3 separate regions of the Mus musculus genome follow, and regions 1 and 3 are each linked to region 2. A link is a loop called in an ENCODE intact Hi-C map of the cell type or tissue named here. Cell type or tissue: heart. All regions are shown on one strand. Links, peaks and the distances in the headings refer to the core of each region. The heading gives the core; the rest is flanking DNA. Region 1 overlaps Camta1 (calmodulin binding transcription activator 1). Region 2 overlaps Camta1 (calmodulin binding transcription activator 1). Region 3 overlaps Camta1 (calmodulin binding transcription activator 1).

The links. A loop is a pair of places that touch in the nucleus more often than their neighbours do. Peaks named below come from ENCODE experiments on the same cell type or tissue, not always from the same donor. Only the 100,000 strongest peaks of a DNase experiment are listed, where the experiment ranks them.
Region 1: a loop joins it to region 2, with 2.0 times the contacts of the local background. A loop is called at or near these places in 2 of 42 quality-filtered maps.
Region 3: a loop joins it to region 2, with 2.2 times the contacts of the local background. A loop is called at or near these places in 2 of 42 quality-filtered maps.

The regions. Positions count from the first base shown.
Region 1 is chr4:151,631,075-151,637,384 of GRCm38, reverse strand. The region is part of intron 3 of Camta1 (calmodulin binding transcription activator 1); the gene reads left to right. Among named protein-coding and RNA genes, the nearest start is that of Gm52712, 7.5 kb to the left of the region's middle. In heart, for the core only: no CTCF peak of the experiment used is centred there; DNase peaks (open chromatin) are centred at 2,394 and 4,814; H3K27me3 peaks cover 735 bases.
Region 2 is chr4:151,750,050-151,756,450 of GRCm38, reverse strand. The region is part of intron 3 of Camta1 (calmodulin binding transcription activator 1); the gene reads left to right. Among named protein-coding and RNA genes, the nearest start is that of Gm52710, 17 kb to the right of the region's middle. In heart, for the core only: no CTCF peak of the experiment used is centred there; DNase peaks (open chromatin) are centred at 3,030 and 3,660; H3K27ac peaks cover 545 bases.
Region 3 is chr4:151,658,771-151,665,171 of GRCm38, reverse strand. The region is part of intron 3 of Camta1 (calmodulin binding transcription activator 1); the gene reads left to right. The region is part of intron 1 of Gm38442 (a long non-coding RNA gene); the gene reads left to right. Among named protein-coding and RNA genes, the nearest start is that of Gm52712, 20 kb to the right of the region's middle. In heart, for the core only: no CTCF peak of the experiment used is centred there; a DNase peak (open chromatin) is centred at 3,491.

The sequences.
Region 1 (6,310 bases), core at 1-5,000, 120 kb after region 2:
GAGGAAGTTTATTCCAGCATGTCACCATCCTCTTGAGCCCACCTGGGGTGGCATCTTCCCTCTCAACATTCCTCATTTCCTTTCTCCAGTGTCCCCCGTCCCCCTCCGTCCCCCTCCCTCTTCCCTCATTCCTTCCCCCCTCCCCTCCTCTCCCTCCTCCCTCTTTCCTTCCCCTCTCCCCTCCTCTCCCTCCTCCCTCTTTCCTTCCCCCCTTCCCTCCCCTCTTCCCACCAGTCTGCCATGTCTCCTTCCACCGTCATCACTATTTCGGTGAAAGCCTGCAGGACTGGGTGAACAGCGCAAAGGCTCGGTGTTTGCCTAGCACCGTGAACAAGGCACTGCCCAGCATCACACTGAAACAGCTGGGGAGATGGCTCAGCTGGCACACTCACCACACACGCATGGGGACCTGAGTCTGACCTCTAGCATCCACACAAAAAGGCCAGGAGTCATTGTGTGCATTTACAATCTCATGCTGTAGATGTGGACACAGGGTCACTGGTGAGCCTCCTGTCCCAGTGAGAGAGACCCTGTCTCAAAAAAGCAAGGGGACTACTCGTGAGGAACAACACTGGAGGTTGTCCTCTGACCTACACCTACACACACACACACACACACACACACACACACACACACACACACACACACTCACACACATACCTACACACACATACACACACATACATATTCACATACACACAGACACACACATACACACACATACACACACATACACACTCAGACACATGGACACACATACACATACATGCACACACATACACACATAAACACACATACACATAGGACACACACAGGTTCAATATTATGTACATGGGTACAGCACATGTTCACGTACATATCACACACACACACACACACACACACACACACACACTAACCTCCCCACACTCATCCATGTAAAGGTTTTCTGTGTTGACACTGGAATCCTCTGGAAACAAACTCTCATTGATGATAATGTCTCCCCAGAGACCCTGAAAAATGTGGTCCTCCACGCCAGCCCTTCATATGGGCAAGTCTCTTTCTTTCTCCCATGTGTCACATAGAAACCAATACTTCATGTGCCCAATGTTGTCATCTCCAGAAGAACCACAAGAGTCCAGTACCAATGCTTGCCCCATGTTTCAATGTACAGCAGAGGTTTGGAGCATTTAAGTGTGGCTTGATGAAATCACCCCACTGAGAGATCCAGAGCTGACCAGCCTGTCCCCAAAGATCCCTGGCCGTCCCTGGCTCTGCCTCCCTGTCAGTGGCTTGAAGCATCTTGCTTGCTTATCCTGTCCTCTGCTAGAATGGAACCAGCCAGCCACCACCCTTTACTTGGCTCCCCATCCGCTTATCATTAGGCAATTTCCAGGCCACTTTCCAGATGTTTACCCCTCTCTACCCTAGAAAGGTTGTTTCTATTTCATTAGACTTGATATATACCCATCAAAGCCCTTGAGGAAGAACAGCTTCCAGAAGGAGGGATCTGAAGGTGACCATTCAAGATACCGACTTGGCTTCCAGAGCTCGAAGCTCAGGTGGAGCCCAGATCATCAAGGGTGGTTGACGGAATTTCTCCTGTGCTGCAGATGGCCCGGGGGGGGAGCAGCTCTCTGAATGGGAGGCTGATAAGTGTTAAGCACACACTTTCCCCTTTCTAGATCCGTTTCCATGAAAAACTGCAGATTCTGGCACTGGAATGCACTCGTTTAGATTTTTTGATAACAAAGGCCGTGTTAATCAGGGGGCCTAGCAATGAGGTTGTCACAGCCAAGGAAAATCACCGGGGATTAAATGAAGTGGTTTAATGATACTGTCCCTTTCAGAGCTGCTTCTCTAGCCTCCCATGTGCTACCTACCCTTGACAGACCTGGGGCTGCTCCAGCGGGCACGCGAAAGGGAGGAGCCCCGCTTTGCGAGAGCCTTTCAGCTCCCCTGACCCCTCTCATCAGGAAGGAGCAGAAAGTCCAATTTCAGACCCGCTCCTGCATATTAATAGCAATATTACTTTTAAATTGAAAATTTCATTTTTTCCTGCCTGGTGTGCAAGCAAATAATTGAGACCTAATTTACTTTATTTAATAAGCTCCCGGGCAGTGTGGTTAAGCCGCACTGATGAAAAACCTGGAGGACATTTGTTTACAACGTTCCAGATCCTTCTGGCTGGCTTGTTTGCAACTGAGCACATTCCAGAGCAGAAGCAAGATGAGACTTAAGATCATCCTATATCCCCAGAGAGCCCCCCAAGTGGACCCCAGGTTCTCTGGCCAGCAGATCCCAGGGGTGTCCGTGGTTCTGACTCTGGTATTGGCAGAGCTCTATGCTGACGGAGAAAGGCTGAAACATCCCGTCCTGACTCATGTGTCCCCAGGGTAGAATTGACACACTCACTCTGCAGACAGCTTTGAGCACCTGACTCTGCTGGCTAGACCGAGAAGCCTCTGGATCCTTTGAAGAATCAGGGTCTGGCGGGAGAGAGGAGGAAGTGACTCATTGCTCTGGGGAGAGAGTGTGGGACGGAGAGATTTGTCCCATTCTGAGTGCTGTGCTCCTTGCTTCTTGGACCACTGCCTTTGATACATGCATTTAATGCCCCTGAGCCTTGATTTCTGCATCTAAAAATATATAAGGAGTGTCTCTCTTCCAGACTTAGGATAGAGCCTAATGTGACATGGTTGTCCTGGAGTCCTGCCCATCTCTGTTCCTGCTTTTGATCACCGGGAGGGAACTGTGCCTCCCTGACCCCTCTGAAATTGGGGTTGAGGGGCGAGTGACTCAGCAGGAGCTGGGATAGCCAGCATCAGCGTTTACAATGTATCTTCCTTGGGTCAATACATATAGAACTGGAGCCCCAGGGTTTACAATGTGTCTTCCTAGAGCCGTATCAGCTGGAACCCTTGAACATCCACAAGGAGCAGGTCCCTCCCCTGAAACATGCAGTGTATGTAGCACCGGAAAGAAGCAAATACTCTGTTTGTTATCACTGAGACGAGAGAGGAGACAGTCCGGATTACAGCCACAAGCTGCATGGTGAACAAGGCATGTTTGGGGTGGGTGGTCTGTGTTTTCCCTTCAGCATGACGCAGCTAAACCACAGAGAAGGCCGAACATGAAGTCAGGACTGAATGTCTAAAGCTGCAGGAGGGACAAGGGATCCTGTGTGGGACAGCTGGCTCCTCACAGCCTTGAAAGATGGTGTCCACCTCCTATGCAGATTCTCGCCACCCGTTTTTCCCTTTCCCCCTCTATGATGCTGCCTGACTCTTTTTTCTCCCTGGGGAGACGTGATCGAATGTCTCTTTACCCCAGATACAGCTCCAACTGTAGACCAAAGGAATGATTCCACTCCAGTCCAACTTAGTGAGCCAGGGAGTGTATGGAGGCTGCGTGACAGCTGCTGTCTTTGAGTCTCCTCTCCCCTTGACTGTTACTGCTTATGTAACCTTGGCGACAGGCCTTGTGAGTCTGGTAACTCTCAGGAGTTTCCTGAATCCTTAGTTTATCCTGAACCTTGTTAGTTTTGAGTACTGTCTTAGTGAGGGTTTTACTCCTGCGAACAGACACCATGACCGAGGCAAGTCTTAGAAGAATAACATTTAATTGGGGCTGGCTTACAAGTTCAGAGGTTCAGTCTGTTATCATCAAGGTGGGAGCATGGCAGCATCTAGGCAGGTATGGTGAAGACAGAGCTGAGAGTTCTACATCTTCATCTGAAGGCTGCTAGCAGAATACTGTCTTCCAGGCAGCTAGGATGAGGGTCTTAAAGCACATACACACACACACACACACACACACACACACACACACACACACACACACACACAGTGACATACCTACTCCAACAAGGCCACACCTCCACAATAGTGCCATTCCCTGGGCCAAGCATATTCAAACCATGACAAGTGCTTTCTGAGACTTACACGCCTCCCCCTTGACTCCAGGAGAGAATGTTGCTGGCTCCATTTGAAGGCTATTGCTATGTAGCACCCACCCTCTGTCACTGTATCCTTCTTACTTCCACTCCATGCCCTTTGGTTAGGGGTCCTGGGGCACAAAAATGATGCTAGGAGCATCATTTTTTTCCAGTGGGTCTGTGTCTCCAGAGAGGCCTCCTGTCTCAGATCTCTCTGCAGCTTCTTTTCTCTGCTCCCTAGGTTTCTTATTGCTGCTCTCCAGGACAGATCATGAGGATTAGATAGCAAAGCCCTTGTTAAGTCCAGAGCCTCCACTTGTTCTGCGATAGTGAGGTGTCAGCCCAGCAGGAGATCTGCTCAAGTGCCATCTAGCCATGTCCCCGGCCTCCCTGGCTGCAGAGCTCTTGTCACTCTGCACAAAATCCAGTGTTTCTATCGCCAGGTGGCTTGTTCTAGTTTTCCTTGACAAAGAAGAGATTTAGGACTTGAAGTAGCTGCCCTTCTGTGAAGGCTTCAGACGTACTTGGGGACGTCCTTGTTGAAAGATCAGCTTCAAGTGGCCATCTCCTATCAGCGAGACCAGGAAAGTGGCAAGGGCAGCTGTGTCAGACACATTTGCAGATCCTGATACCTGTGCACGGAATGAGCTGACATCGGAGCTGTGCCCTGTGACCCCTAAGATTGGAGGGGAGTCTCCAGACCAGTCAGGGGGGAGCGGGAGCGGGGCAAGGATTCAATACTGCCTTCTCAGAGACAGCATAGCCATGCCCAGGACACTAACAGAGGAACACTGTGGCTTTGGGCAGTGCTCCATGTCCTAAGAGGCTCAATGTAGGCAAAGGCAGTTGGGAGCTAGGTCTCCTTGGCTCGGCCTGCACTATTTAACCAGTGGTGAATTCTCACAAGCTGGCCATCCTAAGAGCAGGGACAACTCTGGGTCATAATTGTGCACCTTTTCTGTGGGCCTGGAACACGGTACACAGGAAGCCAGGAGGCAGAACCGGATGAGGACTTCCTGTCTAAGTGGGAATCAAGATGTGCTCTCTTGGTGGACGGAACTCAGAGCCATGGGCGAAGATAATTTGAATATAATTGCTCGAGGAATAGAACTGATTAATTATTGTGACAAGGAGTTTTTGAGTGTAGCAGAGAAAGGGGGGTCACTCTAAGGTAAGAGAAGATACTGGGATACAGCGTGATATCTAGAGTGAGGGAGGTCACAGCAGGAAACCCTGAAAACTAAAATACAATCAAGAGTTAGTACTGGGGATTGAACCCAGGGTCTTATGCATTCTAGACAAATGCTCTACCACTGAGCTATTCTCTTCGCCTTAGAAGTTTTCCTGTCAATGGAATTAATTAAGAGTTAGTTGCAAGAAGCCTTTCTCTCTCTCTCTGTCTCTCTCTCTCTCTCTCCCCCTTCCCTCCTCCCTTCCCCCCTCCTTTTTCTTTCTGGTTGGATTTGAACCTAAGGCCTCATGTGTGTAGGCAAGTGATCAACCACTGAGCTTCACCTTAAATATCCAGTAATATCAAGTCTGGACTTGTAGAAAGGTGGGCTGTATTAATCCTAACTTATAGTTAAGATGAAGGACTTTCATGGTGCAGTGGAAAAGGAAAAGACAGAAACGAGTATGTTCCAAGCTGACAGTTTGTCCAGTTTCTAGATGTGATGAAACCACTTCAGGGGGAGGCACTCAGCGGTTAAGGACACTTGCTGTACCAGGACCTGGGCTTGTTTCCCAGCACTCACACTGGGCAGCCCACATCTGCCTGTCACTCCAGTTCAGAGGCTCCAACACTATCTGCCAGCCCCTGCAGATGTGTCATTCACACACATGCACGAGTGTACATGTACACACACACAAAAAACCCTTAAACATCCCGCATGTGCAAGCCCACTGCCTTGCTCCTTTAAAAGAATGGCTTAAATATTCTCAGTAGCTTTTTAATACACCGGGGACTTCTTTGTAGTTTAAATGCCACTTTTGCTGTTGAGATGATGAATCAGTAGAGTTTTAACAAGATTTATATTTTAAATTGTATTAAGTTTGGCGGCTGTAACTCCAGCTCCAGGGCATCTGGTGCTCTCATCTGGACTCTGTGGGCATCTGTGTACACATGTGCACAAACCCATGTGCACACACCCCTCCTATATATACATAGTTAAGAGTAAAACAAACCTTCTTTAATTATTGATGAAATTTGTAAGCGACGAGGTTTCAGGGATTTCTTTTTCTGGGAATCGACCTAGGGTGCATTACCACCGCCTTGTACTTCTGGCCCAAGCACGGGCTTCCTTGGGGAGGGATGGAGAGTCTCACCTTTGCTTTTGCTACCTGCATGAGATGGATCCAGCTTCCAGAAGCCTTTGCCTGGAGACCCCGCAGCAG
Region 2 (6,401 bases), core at 226-5,225:
ACTGGTCGTCTAGGTTTCCCTTTCAGACTGGGATTCTCCTTCCTGCTCTGTAAGTGAGCATATTCAGAGAGCCCCCACCCCACCTACGCTCTGTGGAAGACACCCTTGGGAGTGCAGAGTGAACTAGCCTTAGTTCCAGGCCTCAGGACATCATGGAGATCCTTATGCGGGTCAAGGAGAAACCGCTGGACCTGCAGGAGAGAAGTCGGCTTAGTTGTGTGCCCGTTGTGCTGATGAGAGAGTATCTGGCTCTCCCTCAAAGGCGACAAGGTGGATGTGACCAGCAGGAACCGTGGGGTTGCTCTCAGGGAAGGCAGAGGCCCATGTGGCCTTCCCAGGAGACTTGTTCTGAGCAGAGCAAGAAGACCGTCCCAGGCAGGGAGCAAAAGCAGGTTCATGAGGTGTGGCAGGCATCGTGGGACGCGATGTGTTTAGGAGGGTGGAGAAATCCTGAGGGTGGCATGAAGGGGGTTGTGGGTGTTGGTGATGCCCAGGCTGCAATGGAAAGGCCCAGATGAGGTGATGTCTCCTGGCTCAGAGGGGACATCCAGGTCAGCAAGATCTGAGCCAGGAGAACGGTGAGGCCAGAGACGCGCAGTCCTCAATCCAGGCCACAGTGGTAAGAGTGTGGATCCAGACAGAAATGACAGAGTCACTTGTTAAGAAAAGGAACCTTGAGGACATAGTCATCTGTCACTGAGGTTGAGGCCAAGAGCCATGCAGGGATAATCCTCAGTCTTAGGCCTGGCTGGCTGGCTGGGCCCCAGAGGGAGGACAGTGACTTCAGCTGGAGGCCCCCTAGCCAGAGTTCATAATGGCACAGGGCTTTACAAAAGCGGAGGCAGAACCACAGTGAAGTACTAGGAAGGCTGCCAGGGGTATCTCTGCCATGAATACCTCACCCCACCCCACCCCCGACCCCTGCCATGGGCTCCCTGTGGGCAGGTCATGGGGAAGACACCGGGTAACAGGATCATGTGACAAGGTCAGGGGTATCGGCTTCTTTGCGATCTGGCAGGCTGGGTTGCGCCCAGCAACCCCAAGACCCTGAATGTGTTTCTTTAACTTCTGAGGCAATGCCTAGGACAGCTTCCCCAGCTCCTGTTTTGGAAGAATTAGGTAACTATTCTTAAATGGATTACGTCAGCAGCCCTAACACCGAACAGGCAAACGTATGAGAGGAAGAACCTCTCCCCAAATCCTGAGCCAGCTGCTTCAGGAGAGGACTGAAGAAGAAGACTATTTTTTGAAGCACAGACCACATTTGTCCTGAGAGCCAATAAGAAGACAGAGTTTGGGTAATCTATGCAAAGGCCCCTCAGTTGCCCTGCATCCATCATCTCAAGTGACAGAATTTACATCATTAATCATTGGTGGTAATAGAAAAGTCATTGGAATAGAATGTTGTCACAGGATAAATGTCTCCCAATTGCATATAAATGTCTCCATTTTACTGTACTATTTGTGCTTGAGAAATATTGTGGCTTCAAAATGTTGTTTATCCACTGTCTGGAAACCATCAGCACTGGCCTGGCCTACCCACAGCCTCATCCGAGGAAGCCACACACACACACACACACACACACACACACACACACACACACACACACACACGGTTCATCTCTGCCTCCCCACAGTTGGCTACAGAGCTAGGGAGGCAATACCGTGGGAAGCGCAGCATGGAAGCCCCTCCTTGGTGTCCCTGTGGGATGTCCTGTGGACACAGACACTTGCCCCCTCTCCTGGCTTCCAACTAGGAAGGTCAGCTTGTCTGGCCCTGGCCCAGTGGTGTTGGGTGCTCACTACTTCAGATCCTAGGATGTGGCTCCTGTAAAGCTGCCCCAGGCTACAGAGCAACCAGGGGGACATAGCAAGCCAGGGGCTGAAGCCTGAACCTTTCTGCCTCTTTACCATTTTAGGAATTAAGCTGCAGTGCTTTCTGGCTGGCGGATTTCTGCTCTGTGACCCGAAAACACTGTTTTTGGAAACTGCATCTGCTGACACCTTTTCCCTGAGGTTTCACTGTGTCTCTGTGCAATGCACTGCCCTGCATTGGTGGGTCGGGTGCTGGCTTCTTGTTGGGGCCGTAGCCTCTCAGTCTCCTCGGAGATCTAGAATTGTTTTAAAGCAGTGCCAAGCACCTGAGCTGATAGGCTGGGGTGGGGTTTCATCAGTACCTTGGGTGGAAGAAGAGGCTCCTTTAATGAAGATATTTCGTGAATGATGGTCTGTCAAATGTCCAAGTGACAGCTACTCAGGATGTCACAAACTGGTCAAATCCTATACACATTTGTGATACGGGATGGCCAACTCTCAAATTTGACCCAGTGAGGCAGTTAAAAGCCAGTTCCCACAGAGTTACCATCCTCTCATAAAAGGTACACCAACAACAGGCAGGGCGTGCCTTGGAGACGAAGCGTGCTCCAGTGGGGTGCATTCAGCTGACTTCTCCCACTCCCCTTTTAAAATTCTTCTCATTTTGCCAAACACTGGCAAGAACCTTTACCTGGCCCTCAGTCCTCCTGTTTCAGAAAAGCAAGTGGAGGAACAGAGGGACAGGGACTGGACGGGGCCTGGGGTTCCTGAGGCTTGTCTGTTCCGGTTGTTCTTGGCTTTGTAACAAATTACTCCCGACAGGGCAGTCAGTGCAAGACAGCAGTCATTTATTACGACTGCCGACTCTTTCAGTTCTGGAACAAGCACCCCCAAATCCTTCTGAGAGTCTGGGGGAGATGCAGACATTTGGGGGACCCCTCCTTCTGTGTAACCCTTTGGCATGATGGTTTCAGGGTCATGAATTCTCACATTGGATCCAGATGCACGGAGACCTTGGCCTTTGACAGAGCAGCCTAGCAAGTCACTTCTGCTTTAGGCTCTTAGGTACAAGCAAGCCATTAAGGCCAGCCTGCTCATGAGGAGGGAACCAGACACCACTTCTTGGCCGGAGGCTGGGCAGACTTGTTTTAAAACCATCCTATGTTTGCAACCAGTAGGCCAAGGCTGAGGCTCCCCTGGGAGGCTAGGTTTTAATTTGGAGCACTGGAGTCCTGGAGCCCTGCCCCCATTTCCTAAGAGTTCCAGGAAGGACACTGCTGGAGCGGCTCCCTCTTCCCTCTGGTAGGCGCGGCGCGCTCACGGCGACCGTAGCAAACTCCACTTTCTAGTTCCTGCTTGTACTTGGATGAAGTAATAAATTTCATGAATAAGGTAGATTCCATCAAATAAGTATCAATTAAAGTCTTTTATGATCATAACGGAGACTATGAATTAAAGTCAAGTTAGAGAAATAACCAATAAAAGAGCAGACTCCAGAAACAGATGAAAAAATCCCAGGATGGCAGGCACTTGCTGCTGTAAAGCAGCACTCTTCAACCTGTACAGAGCACCTTCTTTAAAGAAGACTGTTTCTCCAGGATGTGACCTGCTGACGTCACATGGGACCTGAGGCAGGCAGGAAGGGCTGAACAGGCCCTTTCTCAGCCTCTCCTCCACATGAGCTGGCTGTTCAGTGCTAAGGACTGACATGTGCTGGAGATTTCTGGTTCTGATTCCCAGGGAAGGGAAGATAGCCCCCTCTGGCAGGCAGCACCTGGCCAGGCCCCGAGGGAACCACTCATGGCTACTTCCTTCGCCTCGGTTGGCAGCCCTCACTGCTGTCTGTCTGCTCTTTGACCCAGGTTTCCCCAGCTGTTGCCGTCCCTCAGACCGAGCCTTGGAAAGCCTGGCTCACCAGCCCAGATGCCCTTCCCTCTATTTGGCCCATCCAGCTCACCTGCTGCTTTTCTGCAGCGACCTGGGAGGGCAGACTTGTCAGTAGCTCTGGCCAGCACATGACAGCCATCTCTGGTTAGACAATTGGGAGCAGGGGTACGATTGGCTGCTCAGCTCCTCTCATCCATTTGTGGGTAGCGACCAAGCCAGGCACACTCCTGCTTGCCTCCCATGCAATCACTGGGGCAGTTTTCCTTCTGAATCCCCTAAGTCTGCCGGGTTTAGTGAATTATTTAATATTACAGCTCTTGCCAGAAGAATGGTATGCAATGCATCGGAAATGCTCCGCTCTCTCCAGGCCGGCCGATAGCTCCCTACACTGAAGGGCCACCTGGGTTGGTTGGTGACAAGCCAACAGAAGCTTACCTGGAGCCAGTAACAAGCCAGGCCACTCAGTCGTCGGATAGATATTTACTGTGTGCCTGTCCCCGGCCAAGCACTGTTCTTAAGTCTGCGGTGACAAAAGGAGGAGCCATCATGGCTTTGAAGGAGAGCCACGGGAGACAAAGGCACAGAGAGGCCAATGAACAAAAAAATCAGTGGCAAGGAGGGGCTTGTGAGAGAGGCTGGCTAGGTGATCCTGAGGAATGAATGGCCTGCAGAGACCAGGGTCCACGTGGCCCGCTTTGCCCCAAGCAGGCATTAGATAGAGTTCAGCTCCATCCACTTGGCGACTGTGCATACAGAGGTGACCACAGCCACCCCTCCCCTGCCTAGCTTTCCCCCCTTACTCACAGAGCATCGACTCTGCTTTTCTGCTCTTGGCCCTGTGAGCAGGAAGTATATATTTAGATTGTCCTGTACTCTCCGTGTAACAGTCTCTCCATTCCTGGTGAAGACTGGAAAATGGGTCAGCTGTATTTACTAAGAAGCGCGTCCCAGCTCCTTTGCTGAGGCTATTTATATACTTTCAAAGATGTGAGCTAAGTTCCTACATCTTACTGGAAGCCGAGAGTGCCTATGAATACTCTTTCTATTACTACGCTGGGGATTTAGCACTTCGGGTGGCAACACATTGAGTAGAGCTGGCGGAGAATCTTGCAAATAGCGATTTTGATGGACTCTGGCAGCCTGAGCTGCCCCTTGGTCCGATTTCTCCAGGCATTTTTTTTTTTCTTGTGACATGGTTGTAGTTGCCTTGGATATGATAAGAGATTATACTGTGACTATAAATGTCAGGCCGAGGCCAGGCTGGGCCCTTCACAGCTGATACCGTGACAGCTTCATCTGAATAGTGAGGCATTAAGTGTCCAGTTCCAGTGACTGAGGCCTGCCCTTGGACCAGCACTGCCCGCTGAGCATGGGCCAGTAGGTCTAGAGGAAGGAGTTTCCAGAGCCTGGGACCAGGGCGAGCTTTTTCTGAGTCTCCTCCCACTGTTCACCTCCTGGAAGCCGCCTCAACCCCATGTCTTTTCCCCGATGCCTTCGCTACCCCACAGTCCCTGCCATCCTTCCTGTCTTGAACGTCCTGCCTGTACATTCTGGAGTCCTGACTTCAGGGCCATTATGCAGAGTGTGGCTGTGACTGTTCCTCAAGGTGACCGTTTGGTATGTGTTCTTGCCAGATCCCTACTGCAGCGAGGCAAGACTGGGTCCCAGTTAGACCTTGTAGATGGAGGCCCCACAGCTATAGAGCTCTCTACCAAAGAGACACACTCCATGCTGACCAGATGAGCTCTCAGCTTCTGGCAGCCCCTGATCACAGGGGTCTGCAGCTCATCTTCCCACTAGGGGTAGTGGGTGGTTCCAATACTTGTAGCTGTCTTGCCTCCCACTATGCCCACAGGAGAAGCATGCTGACTACTAAGAAACTACTAATTGTGCCAGAACAGTCTGCACTCAAGGCAAAAGGGCTGGTGGGAGGGTGAAATAAGTCCTTCATGGGCTGGTGGGAGGGTGAAATAAGTCCTTGATGGGCTAGTGGGAGGGTGAAATAAGTCCTTCATGGGCTTGTGGGAGGGTGAAATAAGTCCTTCATTGGCTGGTGGGAGGGTGAAGTAAGTCCTTCAGTCACTGGTTCAAGACTGTATCTGGCCATCCTGTGTGATGCTCCCAGTATAATCATCTAGCCCCCACTCTCACTTTGGGATGGAGTATGTCTTGAGGAGAGTTGAGCTCATTTTCTCCCAGATCAGAAGTACCTGGGTTGTTGGCCCCTAAGTCTTTCTGTGATTAAATTTTAAATGATATCCTTAGACTTAACTACCTAACAGTATCTATGTAGTTTAGACCCAGAGTCCTCAGTGTGTCCATGGTGAACATGCTTAGTAGCCACTTGACGACATACCTGCTTTCTAAGATGTCCTTTGTGACCATATCGCCATGGTGGGCTGCATACCCTTCAAATATTTGTGAACTCGCAAACCCTGGGTCACATTGGATCTCTTCACCCTCATTCCCTGTTTCAAATGCTGTTCTGTTGTTGTTTGTTTGTTTCTTGTTGTTTTTCTCTTGTTGTTGTTGTTGTTGTTGAGGCCCTTGCCTTTTATCTCAGCAAACCCCAAGAACGTAGGCATGGCATCCTCACAGGGCCATCCAAAGAATGGCCAGTGGTGAAGATGATCCATCCTGGGCGAGCCGATGGGCCCCAGGTACTACTGAGGGTTGCATCCCTCCCCCACCCCCAGGGG
Region 3 (6,401 bases), core at 653-5,652, 92 kb after region 2:
TCGTAAGATCTCCACAGGCCCACTGTCTTGGGTAGTTAAAACGTAAGCTAGAGGTATCTGAAGGGAGAAACCTCAGTAGAGGCAATGCCTCCACAGGATCCAGCTTTCAGGCATTTTCTTAATTAATGATTGATGGGGGAAGGCCCAGTCCATGGTGGGTGGTGCCATCCTTGGGCTGGGGAGCAAGCCAGTCAGCAGCACATTTCCATGGCCTCTGCATCAGTTCCTACCTCCAGGTTCCTGTCCTGCTTGAGTTCCTGCCCTGACCTTCTTCGATGATGAATGGTGGTGTGGACATGTAAGCTGAATAAGCCCTTTCCTTCCCAAGTTGCTTTTAGTCATGGTGTTTCATCACAGCCTTGGTAACCCTAAGACACCACCCTGTGCCTGGGGGAGTGCCTTTCCTTCCCCTGGATCACCCAGCTGTTGCTATGTCCCAGGTCCATTGTCTGCCCTCAGGGCATCACCAGCTGCCATCAGGGGTGGGGGTTACTGCCACCTTCTGCACGTTTCATCTGAGTGCATGGACTATTGACACTTCTCAAAATTCTCTGTGTGCATGTATGTATGTGTGTATGTATATATGTATGTATGTATATATGACACTTTTCAATGTTTGTATGTGTGTCTACTCATATCTGTATGCATGTATGAGCATGTATGTGTGTTTATGTGCATATATATATCTGCATACATGTGTGTGTTTAGGTGTGTATATGTGTGTTTGCATGTATATGTCATCTGTGCAGAGTGTGTGATGTGTATGTAGTGTGTATTTGTAGAGGCCACAGAACAACTTTGAGGGTCATTCTTTAGGTGGCATCCACATACATGCACACATACATACATCACATACATGCACACATACATACATTTACTTATCTATGACGCAGGGTCGGTCTCTCTCTGACCTGCAGCTTCTCTATGTGCTGCTCCCATCTCTTTTTCAAGATGTATTTTAAATTACACATTATGTGTATGTGTGTGTGTGTGTGTGTGTGTGTGTGTGTGTAAATGCAGGGCCCAGGGAGGCCAGAAGAGGGTGTTGGACTCCCTAGAGCTTAATTTACAAGTGGTTAAGCTGCCTGGGTGGGTGCTGGGAACTGAACTCAGGCCCGGATAAGAAGCACTCGCTCTAAGTGCTGAGCTCTCCCCGCCCCAGGTTCCCCTTTTTTATGCCTGACTGTAGGTAGCCATCAGTAACTCACTCAAGAGCTGAAGGAAAGGCCTCAGTCCTGTGAGGGCTCAGCAGGCTTGGTCTGTGGTGTTCCATTCCTGTGGGCCTCAGAAATGGAGCTGGAATGAAGCAGGCTCCAGACTGGACGCTCTGACCCTTTGGGTTGGGATCCTGCTGTGCTGGCTCTAGCCATGTGACTTTGCTTACGTTGTTGTTTTTCCTATGTAGTCTCTCATGTGAATTTGGCACACATTTTTAGGCAATGAAAAGGCCATAGGAATTTTATGTGCAATATGTATGTGTGACATGTGCCTGGAGAATTCTGTGTGTGGTATGCATGTGTGACATATGCCTGGAGAATTCTGTGTGTGGTATGCATGTGTGACATGTGCCTGGAGAATTCTGTGTGTGGTATGCATGTGTGTTACGTGCCGGAGTATATTGACACGTTGATCACATACTCACGTGCAGACTATTTTTGAATGAGCTACTTTTGTAGAACTGACACTTGCGGGCTGGGAAGTTCGGCTCAGTTGGTAAAGTGCCTGGTGTATGTTCATGAAGACTTGTGTTTGGTTCCCCAGCCCAAATGTGAACAGATGTAGCTGCACGCCACCTGAAAGTCCATTTCTGGAAGATGGAGGGGAGAGTGTTGGAGTTCACTGGCTGGCCACACCAGCTGAATCAGTGAGAGACCCTGCCCCAGATAACAAGGTGGACAGTGAGAGACCCTTGAAAGTGCAGACCTCACTGTAAAATGCTCAAGCACACTCACTGGCACCTGTGTGCACATGGACACTCAGGTACACATGCATGCACACATGGGTGCACACACATGCATACACATACACAGACACACATGCACAAACTCACACGCACACATACCTGTGTACACACATGCTCACATACACACGTACACTCACACACTCACACATTCACATACTCATCTCTCTCTCTCCCCATCTATCTGCCCACTCATAATCAGAACACTCCTTAGGCAGGCATCTGCTTGACCTATTGTGTGCTAGTCTCTGTTGAGCCTTGAATGTTTGGAGGAAATGAGTAGCCCCCCACCCCATGTCTTCATCGTGTCTTTAGCTGGAGAGAGATGATCTGGTACGTGTCCCTTCAACTCCGCCTCACTTTCATGTGTCTCCTTTTCCTCCTGCCTCCATTACTGGGGTCTCCAGGTTTAGGGTGGCATCCTGCAGGTGGTCCTTTTTGGACTGACTGTGTGCACAGAAGTGGCTGTTTTCTACCTGTGATGGCTGCCTGCCTCGGCAGAGGTGGGGGGCGGGTGGGACTCGTGGGTGACAGTAACAAACTAAGCCCTCCTGAGGCCCCAGCCTCCAAGGCTTTCTGCTGGATGATCTCAGATCTTCTTTCATGGAGGGTGCTTGCAAGAAAGGCCTTTTTTATCCTCAGAGGTGTCCTGTCTGCAGATACCCGACTGTCTGACATCCTGGGCTCCAGCTGGTGAAGAGACCTTCCCAGGTCACTCAGGAGTTGGAAGAGTTGTGGACTCACTCGCCACTGATAGGTCAGAAGGTGTCTTCTGAGCAGGTGTTCTTGTGGTCTCAGGCTGGCTTGGCTGGACGCTACAGTGAAGTTTTCAGATGGAGACCCTGCTACAGTCCAGATTGAGTAGCCCTGAAGGGCTGGTCTCAGTGCTTCTGGTGTAGGGCATCTCACTGGGCTCACCCTGAGAGGACACACCCTGCTATCTTTGTTATTGCAGAAAGCACAGGTAGAGACTACATAAATTCTAGAGAACTCCATGGCGCTGTTGCAGGCTTCCTGTCCTTCCTCTACTGTGCCCTGCCAGACTTAAGCCACAGATTCAGCTAGGCCAGGGAGAGTGCCAAGAAAAGCCACGTGGTAGGAATCTCCCCAGAATTAGGGTGCCTCTCTGCCCCACAGCTGAGGTCCCCCCTGCAGGTGTGCTCCCTGTGTTGGGGTCAAACCATCTGTCTTAGTTTCTCTGCCGGTTGCTGTGATAAAACACTCTGACAGAAGCAGTTTAAGGGGGAAATGATTTATTTTGGCTCACAGGTCTCGGTTACAGTGCCTCACGGCAGGGAAGCCACTACGGCATAAGCTCGAAGGAGCCGGCCATGTAGCACGGGAGTGAGGAATCTGTGCTTTTGGATGCTCACTTTCCTTCCTCTGTTTTTCAGTCCAGGACCCCGAGCCCAGCGAATGGTCCCAAGTTCACAATTGCAGCGGGTCCTTTTGTCTCCATTAACATAATGAACATAATTCCCTTCACAGCTGTTAGAGCTCCCGGCCTGGAAGAGCCCAGCCCAGGCTTTGGCCTGGCTTCCTGTTTCTGTTGGTAAGGCCAGCTGCAGGAGCTGCCTGGGGACTCTAATGTGAGTCCCAGGAAGGCCACATTGTACCTGGAATATCCCCAGACAGTGAAGATCAGTGGTAACCCCTGAGTATAGAGGGACTCTTCCTATGATGCCCCCCGCCCCCACCCTCGCTCTTCCTTTCTGGCGAGGGCATTGTGGTAGGTGGAGCGTGGTAGGTGGGGCAGACTCCTGTGTGCTTTGAGGTGGTGGTATTGGTGCCATCCATGTGCTATCTCTTGTATCTTCAACCCAGTCTCCCCCTGACTCCGGGACCCCAGTAGGGAAGTTGACACCGAGAATCTTCTAGAACCATCTTTATGCCCATGCCTTTGCTGGTCATCTGCTCAGCATCTGTAAAGGTGTGTTGGTGACATTTAAAAAGGTTCCCTCAGAACAACAGCATGCTCCGTGGCCAGCAGAACTTGCCAGAGGATGTCACTTGGACTAGGGATGCGATCCAGGCCCGTGCTTGTAATTCACCAAGTGCTTGTTATGAGGAAGGGACATAGGATTGCAGGGCTCCTGCCAGCCCAGCAGAAGAGGCAGTATTTGAAATGACATATAAACTGTAGGCCAACAGTAGCATAAACGGAGGTGCCCTGAGCTGGGGTCTGGTTTACCAGTGCCCCAGGGTTGTGAACACTTCCTCAAGACAGGAAACAAGAACATGAACACTTGGCTTCCTTTGCTCTAGACCCCCAAACCAAGCTGTCCCCCAAAGAGTTCTGGTTTATGATGGAGCATCTTTTCACTCCGCTCCTCATTTATCTTGTTCCTTTCTCTGGTTTGTATGTGTGGGTGAGTGTATAAGTGTGACTGTGTGAGTGTGAGTGTGTATGTGAGAGTATGTATGTGTGTGTTTGTGTGAGTGTGCATGTGTGGTGAGTGGGTGTGAGTAAGTGCGAGTATATATGTGAGTGTGAATATGTGAATGAATGTGTGTGAGTGTGCATGTGTGGTGGGTAAGTGTGTAAGTGTGAGTGTGTATGTGAGTGTGTAAGTGTGTAAGAATGTGTTGTGAGTTTGTGAGTATATGTAAGTGTGCATGCATGGTAGGTGAGTCTGTGTGTAAGTGTGAGTATGACAGTGTGTGAGTGTGTTGTGAGTGTGTGAGAGTGTGAATGTTTGCGTGTGTGTGTGTGAGAGAGAGAGAGTGTGTGAGTGTCATTGTTCATGTGTACATGGATACCAAAGGTTGATGTTGAATATCTTCCTTAGTTTCTCCTACTCTTTCTTTCAGAGACACTGAGTCTCATCGAACCTGGAGCTTGCCGGTTTGATTCAGCTGTGGCTTGCTGACTAGGGCTTTATAGAGTTCCTCTCTGGCCCCAGGACAATCGATAGACACAGCTATGCCCTGCCAGGATTTTACAGAGGTTCTGGGATCCTCCTGTTTACACAGCAAGCACTTTGCCCACTGAAATCTATCCCCAGTCTCTGATCTAAGAAACTTAAAAAAATCAAATGAAAACTATTCGTGGGCCAGTGAGCAGGGCGAGGAAGTTGGAGGAAGAAAATCAGGGGGAGAGGGAGGCATGGACTGGCTTGAACGTGGCCACAGTGTCACAGGAGTGTGACATCAATGCCCCCAACCCTTGGTTACCCATTATCAATGATGCTAGACAGCCAGGGCACAGGACTAAGACATGGCTCATCACAGATCACCTCCTGCATCACTCTACAGGCACAGAGTCCCCTCACACCGTCACAAGACGGGCAGGCCTGGGGCAATATGATAATTGGGACCACACTCACATGGATGATGCATTTTTGGTTTTGGTTATTGACCATTCCTGTGTCTAAGTTACGGATTAAACCATATCATAGGCTGGTATGTCTAATCTAAGCAAATTAACAGAGCACTGTGAGGGTTCAGCACCACCCTCCACTTCAGATATCCATTCAGGGGGGGTTTCTTGAATTGTATCTTCTGTGTTAATGGAAAATGAGGCCACTGCTGGTCACAACTTAGCTAACACACCTCAGATGTCAATGTTTTACCATATGTCACTTCTGCCTGCGTGACCCCGGGTATTTGGAGCAGAAAAGCTACAAGAAATGGTTTTCAGTATTTAGCTTTCAGGAAGGCACACATTCTGCTTCCTGGTCAGAGGGAGCCTGAGACCCTGTGTGGGACAGTTTAATTCTGGGTCCTCTCCACACTGTCCACATCGACTGCCATCTGGTGAGGTGTGGCAGCTACCGGCCAGGCCTGCACGTGCAGTAGCTCCTGGGTTTGTCCCCAGAGGCTCAGAGGGGAAATGAAGTGACCTGCTGAGGCCATGCGGCCAGCCAACTGCAAGGTTCTGCGCATTTAGACTGTTGAGGCATGCACGGGCTGTAGCGTGCAGTGGTCACAGGAAGCCATCAGCAATGTCCCCTGGAGCTGAGGTCACCTGCACCGGTTTGCTCCGGCTTCTCCAAGGTTCATGCAGCTGCCCCTTCATCTCCGGTGTGCCTTGTGACATCAGTGTTCAGAAGCTCTCTATAATCTAACCCTTCTCTTGTCATTTGGCTGGTAATTGAGGGAGGCTAGGGAGAAGGGTATTCGGTGACTCCTGGGTGTCCGGTAGGTAGTACTGTGTAGGCTACCTATGTAGAGAGATCATTAGGGATGGGGTTTCATCCTGGACTCTCCCTTGATTTGTCTGGCATGTGAATGAGCACCCTTTGCTTCAAAAGCCATGATCGTTGCAGCACAGTGTTTAGAATAGCCAGGCAAAGTGCTTGGTTCAATCAGAAGCCCCAGCAGTGCGAGGGAGGCCCAAGGCTTGGGTCTGACTCTATATTGATGACAGGCTATTTCTTGGCCATATATCAAGGAGTTTGAAGGATGGCTTGCTGCGACTTGGGTTCGTGTATTTTTGTAA